Linked DNA regions of Homo sapiens: region 2 is linked to region 1. Evidence: chromatin loops called from intact Hi-C (ENCODE). Cell type or tissue: heart left ventricle. All regions are shown on one strand.

Region 1 (5,000 bases):
ATCATTAAGGGGCTAGCAGTTGCTTTGGTAAATAAGAAGTTCTTCTCATTACTGGTCTCCAGGCACATAAAGCATGATTAAAATGCCATTAGTGACATTTCTCCAAAGGGCAAATCCACAAGTCTGTGTGAGAAGCCAACTTTCCTTAGATTAAATGTTTTATTTCTGTCTTTCTGACAGGAGCAATAGAAAGGAATCAATTCTAACTCAAGCATCTGCTCCCTGAAAACTTGTCCTTAATGAAACAGAGCAGACGATGCAAAATCTGCCCTGGCTCAGGGTCACAGGACAGGAGTTGCCACTGTTTTCAAGATGAAGATGATTCTTTAACTCATCCAGATGGCTCTGCCCAGTTGAGGAGGAGCCCAGGCCTGGCGCCACCACCCTGTGGTGGGCTGGGTCAGCACATTGAGGGCCAGGGCAAACCGCAAGCTCTGGATGGGTCTTGCTGGCAGCCTCCTCCTCCAAGGATGGGGCCTGAGAGGCTCACAGAGAGCTGGGGCTCTTTGGAGAGGGGGGCACCCTGGTTCTTGGGCCACTTGCGGGTACACATGAGGAAGGAATGTACACACATCAGATACCAAAGCAGGGAGATGCAAGCCCGGAACCAGTCTCTTTGTCCATGACAAGGACCCTCGGGAAGGCTGCCTGACATATTTAGTCCGGAAGGCAGTAATTTGAGGGGCCATGGCTCAGCTCTAACTGCCCTGAGCTCAGCCATTTGCATCAGAAAGAAATTGACTCTTTGTAATCAATAGAGGGCTTAAAGAGGGTGGTCAACCACTATGGCTGGTGGGCAGGACAGGGAGTGGGCCCTCTGGAGCAAACAGGGCTCTCGTTACCATTCCATTCCAAGCTATCCCATTACTGAAGGGAACGATTCAACAGCAAATATGAACTCAATTCCAAATCCCAGTGCCAAGGCAAATGGCCAGTCCCAGCGGCCTTTTTCTTTAGTAATGAACTCCAGGCCTCTGGCCTTGACTTTGGAAGTGACTTGACTTACCATGGAAGCCAGCAGAGAGTAGCTGGGAAAAGTTCAGAGTTAAAGTCAGAAGATCTGGATTCAAATTCCAGCCCTGCTCTTCAATGGCTGTGTAATATTTGGCAGTTACCTCTATCGAACTTCAGTTTCTTCATTTGTAAAACAATTTGAAAAGACTATTAAGTTCCGTTAGGCCAGAAACCACGCCCATTCTATTCATTGCTGAAGTCCCCACACCCAGCCCAGTGCCTGGCACCTTCTGAATCTATAATCAACATTTTTAATTGAATAAGACTAGGGAAAATTCATTGCACAGTTAATTTACATAAATCCATTCATTTGCATTCAGTAAAAAGCAAAGAGAGAGAAAGAAAAATAACAATTTAAAATAATGATTTAATTAGTACTGAAGATGTTGCTTGATAATCCACTCCAGGCATCTGTGCCCCAGAGTAATACCAAAGCCAGATATGCGGAGTTGCTCTTCTCTAACTTCCTGTTTGTGAGAATCTTGTACTGAACCCATAAAGGTATACTTCAATATTGCACTGTAGAATATATGCTCTCACTAAATAATATGCAATGTGTTACTATATCCATCCCACATAATTTACAAGTATTACTGCATTTGGCTGTAATCCGAAAACTTTTTAAACTCTACTTTATGGATGATTTATAGGAGGTTCCAGGGACATTTCGATTATACCCAATTTTTGCTTTAGATTTGACCTCGACAGCCTTACCCTGCAGCATTTGGGTTATGTCACAGGGTCACTGCAAGTGAACCGGAATGTAACTATTGTGATCTAGAAACACTAGATAAAAATAGCTGGTATCCTGCTCAGTGCTTTTCTGCACAGCTACTTAGCCTGGTCAAGGTCAAGAGGCTTGATTACAACCCAGACCTCTTGACTGCCGGCTTGAGTGCTGGCAGGCACAACACGATTTCCCTCAACAAAAACTTGTTGAGTAATTATTAGGCACTCAGCAAAGTGCCAGCCACACAGTGTTGTGTGAGAGAAATATAAGGCAGAAAGCACTGGCCACCAAACGCTCAATGATTTGCACAGACGAAATAAGCACCCAGCTGGCCCCAAAGTATGCAAACCTTGGCATTCTACCTGAAGGCGGAGGCAGCTACTGGGGAGCCTGAGGTGGAGAAGCAGTCATACACATGCGGTATCACCCACCAGTCCTTGCTACCAAGACCCATTTCTTCCCTACCCTAAACTGCCTGTTAACTGTTGAATTTTTTTTCCCAATTCAAAGCTTTCTTGTTTCCATTTTATTTCACTGTGTTTCAAATGAAGAAAGGAAATACAAGGTGACTTTTGCCTTTCATATTCTAACCACATCCCACTCCATGTCCTCTACTGCCCAGGAAGTCCCTCCAGACACAACCAGCAAGGCAGAGGAGGTATGTACAATCCTACATTCATCAATGAAGTGCTACAGTGAACAGAGAAGGGGACATGGACTGAGGTCACCAGGAAAACCTCCATGGGAAGGTCAGAGTTACAGAAAGGCCTAAGATGAACTTGACCTTGAGAAGCAGACTATGAATTATATCTGTTGATTCTTCTTGTGCCACATCCATTCACCCTCATTCTCATAATAGGATCCTGATACCCTTTGGGGAAAGACCCCATTGCATGGCCCTAAGAATGAGCAGGGAACCCAGGCATGGAAAATCATGGGAATCTCATCCCCTTGACTACTGTGATTAGCTCATGGATGAACATGTTTGTGTCCCAAGATGGCCTAATCAGTCCCATCCCCAGGACTATTGCAAAAGAAGCAATCTCTTTCTATAAAGTTGCTAACCTGGTAGCCTGAAGCAGCCAGGGACAGATCATCCAGTGCCTGCCTGAAACTGAAGCCAATAAGGAAGAAAACATAGTCTAGACATGGAGAAATGGACAAAACCAGGTCCTAGAAAAATCACTGGAATCCCTGAATCCAGCAATACCTGACTTTGATGTCAAATGGTCCTGGATTTTTAAGTTACATTTTACTCAATAACTGTAGCTTGGGGATTGCTTTTTGCGGTTTTGCTTTTTGCTTAAAGCCAGTCCAAATTGGGTTTCTTTCATTTGCGGTGGAAAGAGCCCTAACAAATTGACTCATAAAAAAGAGAAATGGCGGAACAAACATGGAGAACAGCAAGAGCAAGGACCTAGGGACAAGGGTATGGGTCTTTTTCTCAAGCATATACATTGAGAATCATAGAAGATAAGAGGCCAGGGAGCATATTATGAAAATATCATGTGATAGGAAGAGGCATTTGGACTTCCCCTGAACTTTTGAGAAGCAAAATCCAGAGCTGAAATCAGGAAAATACATGCCTAGACCCAAAGGTATCTCATGAACTGGCTGGTCCAGTTGCTGTTCCTCTCACTCAGGGAAACATCTGCCACATGCCAGATGCTGTACATCTGTGGTTAGCATTGTTCCTTTAAAGAATAACACAGATTCTTCTCCAGGCGAGCCAAACATTTTCATTAGCTGTGGTCAGGGAGGGAATCAGGCTCCTTCAGATGAGTTTCAGCTGACACACTCCTGTGGGGCACGTCTTTCAGGGAAGCTGATTCATCTTCAGTCGGTCAGCTGTGAGGGATGCACACCTGTGTCCTAGGATGACTTTGAGGGAGTGGGGGACAAAAGACCTTGCTGGGCTTCAGCTGCCTCTGCAGATGCTCTTACACTGGGGCTGACACAAGTGCAGCCACGCCCAGCGGGTAGCCAGCAGTAGGGTTGTTCAGCTCCTAGGAACCCCCACTGAGGGCTCTTCCTCTGAGTTCTGTCCCAACCAACAGCTGGAGTTGGGGAGACTGACATCTGGGCTTGATTTGATGCCCCACTTATCCTCCTCTCAGACGTCCACACACTACATTCTTCAACCATTGCAGAATGCAAGTTGCTCGAAGTTACTTTGATGGTCAGGGCTCAAACAGGGATAGAGGTGCAATCACATCATGCCTATATTTGACAAGAGAATTCTGCTCCATGTGCTGAGAGAGACAGAAAACAAAACAGACTGAAAGAGAACAATATAATGGGCATGGACTGAGTGACCTGAACTTCCATCCCACTCACAGGGCAGATGCTATAGTGAGTATGAGATGGTGTGTGTGAATCTGTGGTTCTCACGGTTAAGTCTCGGTTCCTGCAAGCCTCTCGCTGCATCAGTAGCTTGCCTGGCTGAGTATACTGTCGTGTTGTTTAATGATGGGGATACATTCTGAGAAATGGGGCGTTTGGCACACTCATCGCCATGCATATATGATAGAGTGCACTTACACAAACCTAGATGGTAGAGCCTACTACATACCTAGGCTGTATGGTCTAGCCTATTGCTCCCAGGCTGCTAATCTGTATAGCATGTGACGGTACCAAATGCTGTAGGCAATTGTACACAATGAGAAGTATTTGTGTATCTAAACATATTTAAACATAGAAAAGGTACTGCAAAAATACGGTATTATAATCTTATGGGACAATCATCATACATGCGGTTTGTTGTTGACCCAGACATTGTTATCCCCCACATGACTGTGTTTATCAAAATAAGTAGAACTAGCTGTTGGAACAAACAATGCCAAAATCTAAGTGGCATAACACAATAAAAGCTGATAGTCTGCCCCCTCTTACACTGTGAAGTGAATTCAGAGGCTCTTCTTGGTGGCTGTGCTCTGAGCAGTACTCAGAGGACCCAAGACCTTCCATCTGCGACACTGCCCTATCAAACACCCTGGAAGGGGATGAGAGCTGCCGCTCATCAGATTCCCCAGAAGCAGACTTTGAGATGGAGGTCAGAGTGCAGGACTTTCATTAGGGAGTTCTTTGGGGATTAATGCTTGTGGAAGGGAGATAAGGATGCAAAACTGGGTAGAGGGAAAGGTTGAGTTGCCACGCAATCCCCCAAAATGGTTTCTTCCAGCTCTCTGGGAACTATGGAGCTAGGTGGCCTTTCACAGTTGTTCTGAGTCAGAGCCAGGTGATGATGCCATTAAAC
Region 2 (5,000 bases), 160 kb before region 1:
AGAAGAAATTTTTTAAAATGACTTATACTTTGTTCTTATTACCGAAAATTAATTATTCATAGAACACTTAGAAAATATAAATAAGAAAAAGAGAAGAAAATAAAAATCAGCCAACATCTTTTTCCCAAGAAAATTGACATCCATGAATGTTTTGGTTTTTCATATTACCTCAAAAACAAATGGATTCATAACTTCCATGTTTAAAAATAATATCAATTAATCAAAAAGTAAAACATTAGTAAATTTGAGCAAACAAAAATGTAATATGTCTGCATGTTTGAAGGAAATACTAGAAAACAAAGAGCAAGAAAAGTGCAGGCATATTTGTAACACATATGACAAAGTGTTGCTGTCTTTGGAGCCTGAAGAGTTCCTATACATTGATAAGAAGAATGTCTGATCCTAAAGCTAGATAGCCAAGGACCCATGCAAAACTGACTGAAAGAGAAGTACAACCAAGAAACATTATGTGAGAAAACGTTCAGCCTTATCATCAAACAAGGAATGCAAATTAAAGTGACATTAAAATATTACTTTACTTTTGACATTACAAAACAACATTTAAATCATGCTTAGGGGGAAAGGTGGTTGAGTACAATAAATATAAACACGATTGGTAAAATGGTAAATATGCAACCCATTCAGGAAATAAATATGGCAATTTGGTTTTTACATTTAATATTAAGTAAAAAAAACCCCACTAAATTATCTACATAAAGTAGCTTATGTACAGTAAAAATCTTGAAATAAATAACATCAAAATGCTTATAAAAGTTTGTTTAGTTTTGCATGATTGCAACTATGAACTGCTTTGTAGTTTGTTTTCATCTTTTTCTTAAGCCCAAATTTTCTTAAGAAAAATACTCAAGAAATGTTATCTTTAAGCCATGAAACCTCTAAGCATATACTTCATATTAACCTTTTGAGTGTGGACCTGGGTAGCATGGCTCTTAATGCTATGGTCAGTAAAAGTCAAGGTTTGCTGGCAAACCCCTCCCTAGACAGTGCTTGCATCATGTCACACAATGGTACCTGGAAATTAAATTACTTTCCTAAAATGTATTCTCCCACTCTGCCCCCTGGATTTGGTCCTCAGCTGTTTGCTCCTTGTCCTGGCAAGCGTTCAGCAGAGCCTAAGATGGGGATTCTTGTGAAAAACATTTATTGAGGAACTGCTCTTGTGAGGAAGGGATGAGGGAAGCAAGGCAAGGCAGGGGAAGGAAGCTAAGGGAAGATGGGCTCCTGACTGAAGATTGGCTTCAGGCTGGTCCCCCAGGAGCTTGGAAGCATGATCTCCAGCATTGCAACTCTGGGCCCAGCTTGCATTATTCTGGCGGTCCTTCAGTGGTAGGCATCCCCTATCTGATCAAGGTCCAGTCTCCAGAGAAGGAGATAGCTGAGGTGTGCTAGCAGCCTCATGCACACCCACAGAAGGGAAGGGAAAGGGGACCTGGGGGAACACCAACCTCAACACTGCAGCACCTCCCTCCAATATTCCCTGTGGCCTAGGCATCACTGACCTTGGCCTTCTTGGATCTGGACCACATTCAGGGATGCACTCTTTTTCTTTCTTTCTTGGCTCTTCATCATCTTCTGCCCACTTCCCTCTGACCCAAAGTATGATAGTGAGGACATCTTACAAGAATGCAGGCATAGACAAAACCAGGACTACATGGTTCAGCAATTGAGCACATGCAATTCGTTTGAAGATGTGGACTGTGTTCACCACAGAGAGGCCCAGACCAGAGGGATGTGGTGGGATGGGTCATGAGCCTTAACGCAGTCTGAGTGTCCTCACTTATACTTGAGCTTAATGCAAGGGTCTCTAAAGGCTGCCATCCCCAAACCTGCTACCATCTCACCAGGAAAGTGACAGCAGCTACACTGGCTAAATAGAATAGGTAAATGTTATTTGCAAAAGCATGCAAAGACTAGAAAAGAGCTGGTGAGTTAGATATCTGAGTTCTCTAGCCATCTATCATCTCTCCCAAGTGCCACCATCTAATGATCTGTGAATATTTACTGAGGACAGAAAGGAGAGGGGGAAAGGAGAATGTTCTAAGTCAATCAGTCATGAATGAAGATGAAGCCATGGATGCACACTGCGTGTTCTACAAACTTTGCCTGGGGGCAAGGAGCATCCAGTCAACAGGAGATATCATTTTTGGAATCTCCTTAGAGTTTAGAATTTATCCTGCAATTAACTGGAAACTTCTGATGATGTAGACAGGACCATGTGAGATAGAGCACTAGAAGCCACAGTACAGGTATGTTCTTAGGAATGTGTTTGCCAAATTTAAAAAATCCAAACATTTTAAACTTATGCCTTAGCCTGTCAATAGAGGCCCTTCAATATCTGATGCCAGATTACCTTTCTACCTCCTTACCCATCATGTTCTGCTCCCTGACTCTAACTCCAGGTATACTGTTTCTTCTGCCCTGAAAGAGTTCCCTATTCATCATAAATTCCTTCTCATCTGAAAACCCTGATAAAAAGCACATCTACAAAAATCAAACACCCCATTTCTTGATCCTTTAACTGCAGTAGTATAACTCATTTTACATTGTATTCATTGATCTTGTTAGGAAAATATCTCCCCCATTAGATTGGAAGCCATGAGAGTTGTCTTATTTATATTTGGATTCTCAACTGGCAGTATATATTTATTAAATAAATGAATGAATACATGAAATGAAAAATTGTTTTCCTTCTATAACGCCTCTTCCAGAAAATTCTTTCGTTCTGTTTTATACCTTGCCCTGCCACATGCATACATCGTGTGCCCTTTCGCTGTTGTGTCTTCCTTTCTCTGGGTTCCAATGTGCTGAATCTACCTGATATTTTTAGTCTTGAATTCTAAAGTCTAGCTACTGCTTGACTTGCCAGGTGAGCCCAGTGGGAATGCTATTCACGAGGGTTTTTGCTGGGCTATAGGGCACTAGACCTGCAGTTCTCCAGGCAGAGTTTCTGTAATCATGGCAATGATGCAATTACTGGTATCATTAATAATATTCATAATGTTTGGTGAATCCTTTATGACTCGCATTGTGCTAGGTGCTCCACATGTATTTTCTCATTTAATAACTCTAGATAACACTCTAGAAGTAGTGTTATCATTATCCCTATTTTCCAGATAGGTTTTGATAGGTTTGGTAACTTGCCCAAGGTCAAAAGCCTAGGCCAAAAAAAGCAGAAGCTAGTCAAATAACAGAGCAAAACTTTGAATCCAAATCCAAAAGACAGTAGCACTCAAATCTTTAACCACTTCCAGTCCCTGTAACCATCACTGACATGTTCAAAAAGCTTCCCAGATATCACCATGATGATGGTGCTTAACATAAGTTATTGCATTTAACCCTTCGAGGAAGCACAATAGGACAGAGAGGCTGAATTGTGGTGCAGGTGGCAGCCAAAGGGGGAAGCTGGAGAAATGGAGTTGAGTGTCAGGTACAGGGGGACACCTTGGACCACCAGAGGATGGTATAACTGCAGGACCCGAGGCTAAGAAGCTTGGAACAGGCTGGGATATGAGACATAGGATGAGTTGGGGTGAGTAGTTTGGGATTAGATCAAGACAACTCCAAGAGTGTTGGAACCCACCTTCATGTATTATTGGGTGTGTGTGGAAGGAAGATGGATAAATTCAAAGAGCCAGGCTGCACCAGCACTACAGGAACATCTCTTGCCAAATCCACTTGTCATGTTCTTTCCTTTCCAGGCTTGATGCATAGTACACACCCTCACTGTAAATTCTTCCCTTACACAAGACCTGCATGGAAGGGGCGTGGGGGTAGAGCAGATCCAACACTGACTTGGGGTTCAGAAGGCCCTAAGTTCTTTCCTGGCTCAGTGCCCTGCCAGCTGTGGCATCTTTGAAAATAAACTCTCTGAACCCTGATTCCTTCTGTTGTCAGTGGAGAAAATGATACCTACTGCATAGGTTGGTTAAGGGACTGAATGAGGTACCTTATAGGAAGCATTTAGCAAAATCTGCACACAGTAGGCATTAATAAGTGTTAACCCCCTTCTCCAACTATCCTTCTATAACTCCCTTCTTAATTTTGTCATCCAGTTGTTTCATGTACTGGGTTTTACGTCTCCAACTAAGTGGTGAATTCCTTCAGGGCAAGGGTTATGTCTTTTACTGTCTTGGTTTCTTCATTCAGTCATTCAACATGTACAATTTACTTGCAGTTGATATTATGGCTTTGAGCACTTGGGAGAAAAAATGAATACAAATGGTTGTTTTTCTTTAAAAAAAAGATCCTGCACGGGCAATCTATGTGTGAGGCTATGTCAAATTCAGTATATACATCAGGAAAAAAATGTTGCCTGGTAAAGGCCAATAAGCATGTGACATTGTCAGACGCTGGGTCAGCACACTGAATAGTTCAAAGGAGTTATTCCCAGAAGATTTCTCACTTCCTTCCCTCAGTTATTGAATACATTGCCTTAACCTCTACCCTTAGCATCAATCATCTTTGCTTTTTACACATTTTAGAGTAATAAATAGTTCAATCAGTTTCATATATTGGCTTCTCATGTTTTAAAATTTAAAAAATGTTTTCCAATTACAAAGGCAATTCATGTTCACTTATGAAAACATTTTAATAAAAAATGAGAAAAAAAGAAGATGTGTTGAAAATCATTTCTAATTTCACCATCTAGGGGTACCCATTGCTAATATTTTGATAGAAATCCTTCAGATTTTTATAATATGTGTGGAGATATATTATAAATGCTTAATAGAATTACTATATGTAATGTCAGTCTTTCATCATTCTAATTTCCACTTTGGATTTCATCCATCTCTATTTGTTTATCTGAAAACAAAGAGAAGAAGAATGTTTCTATTAAAGTGAAGCCCAGGATGGCAGTGTTTATGTGACTTGAGTTCTTGGCTAAAGCTGTGTTAGCAAGTGTACATCCTGTGTACAGAGAGGAAGGTGTGTGTGGACTTTAAACCATTCCCCAGGTATGGTTCCATGGCTTTTCCAGC

What was found. A loop is a pair of places that touch in the nucleus more often than their neighbours do. Peaks named below come from ENCODE experiments on the same cell type or tissue, not always from the same donor. Only the 100,000 strongest peaks of a DNase experiment are listed, where the experiment ranks them.
Region 2: a loop joins it to region 1, with 2.4 times the contacts of the local background. A loop is called at or near these places in 1 of 110 quality-filtered maps.

Annotation. Positions count from the first base shown.
Region 1 is chr12:105,980,315-105,985,314 of GRCh38, forward strand. No RefSeq gene overlaps it. Among named protein-coding and RNA genes, the nearest start is that of NUAK1, 160 kb to the right of the region's middle. In heart left ventricle, no CTCF peak of the experiment used is centred here; no DNase peak of the experiment used is centred here; H3K27ac peaks cover 1,098 bases.
Region 2 is chr12:105,815,398-105,820,397 of GRCh38, forward strand. No RefSeq gene overlaps it. Among named protein-coding and RNA genes, the nearest start is that of CASC18, 110 kb to the left of the region's middle. In heart left ventricle, no CTCF peak of the experiment used is centred here; no DNase peak of the experiment used is centred here.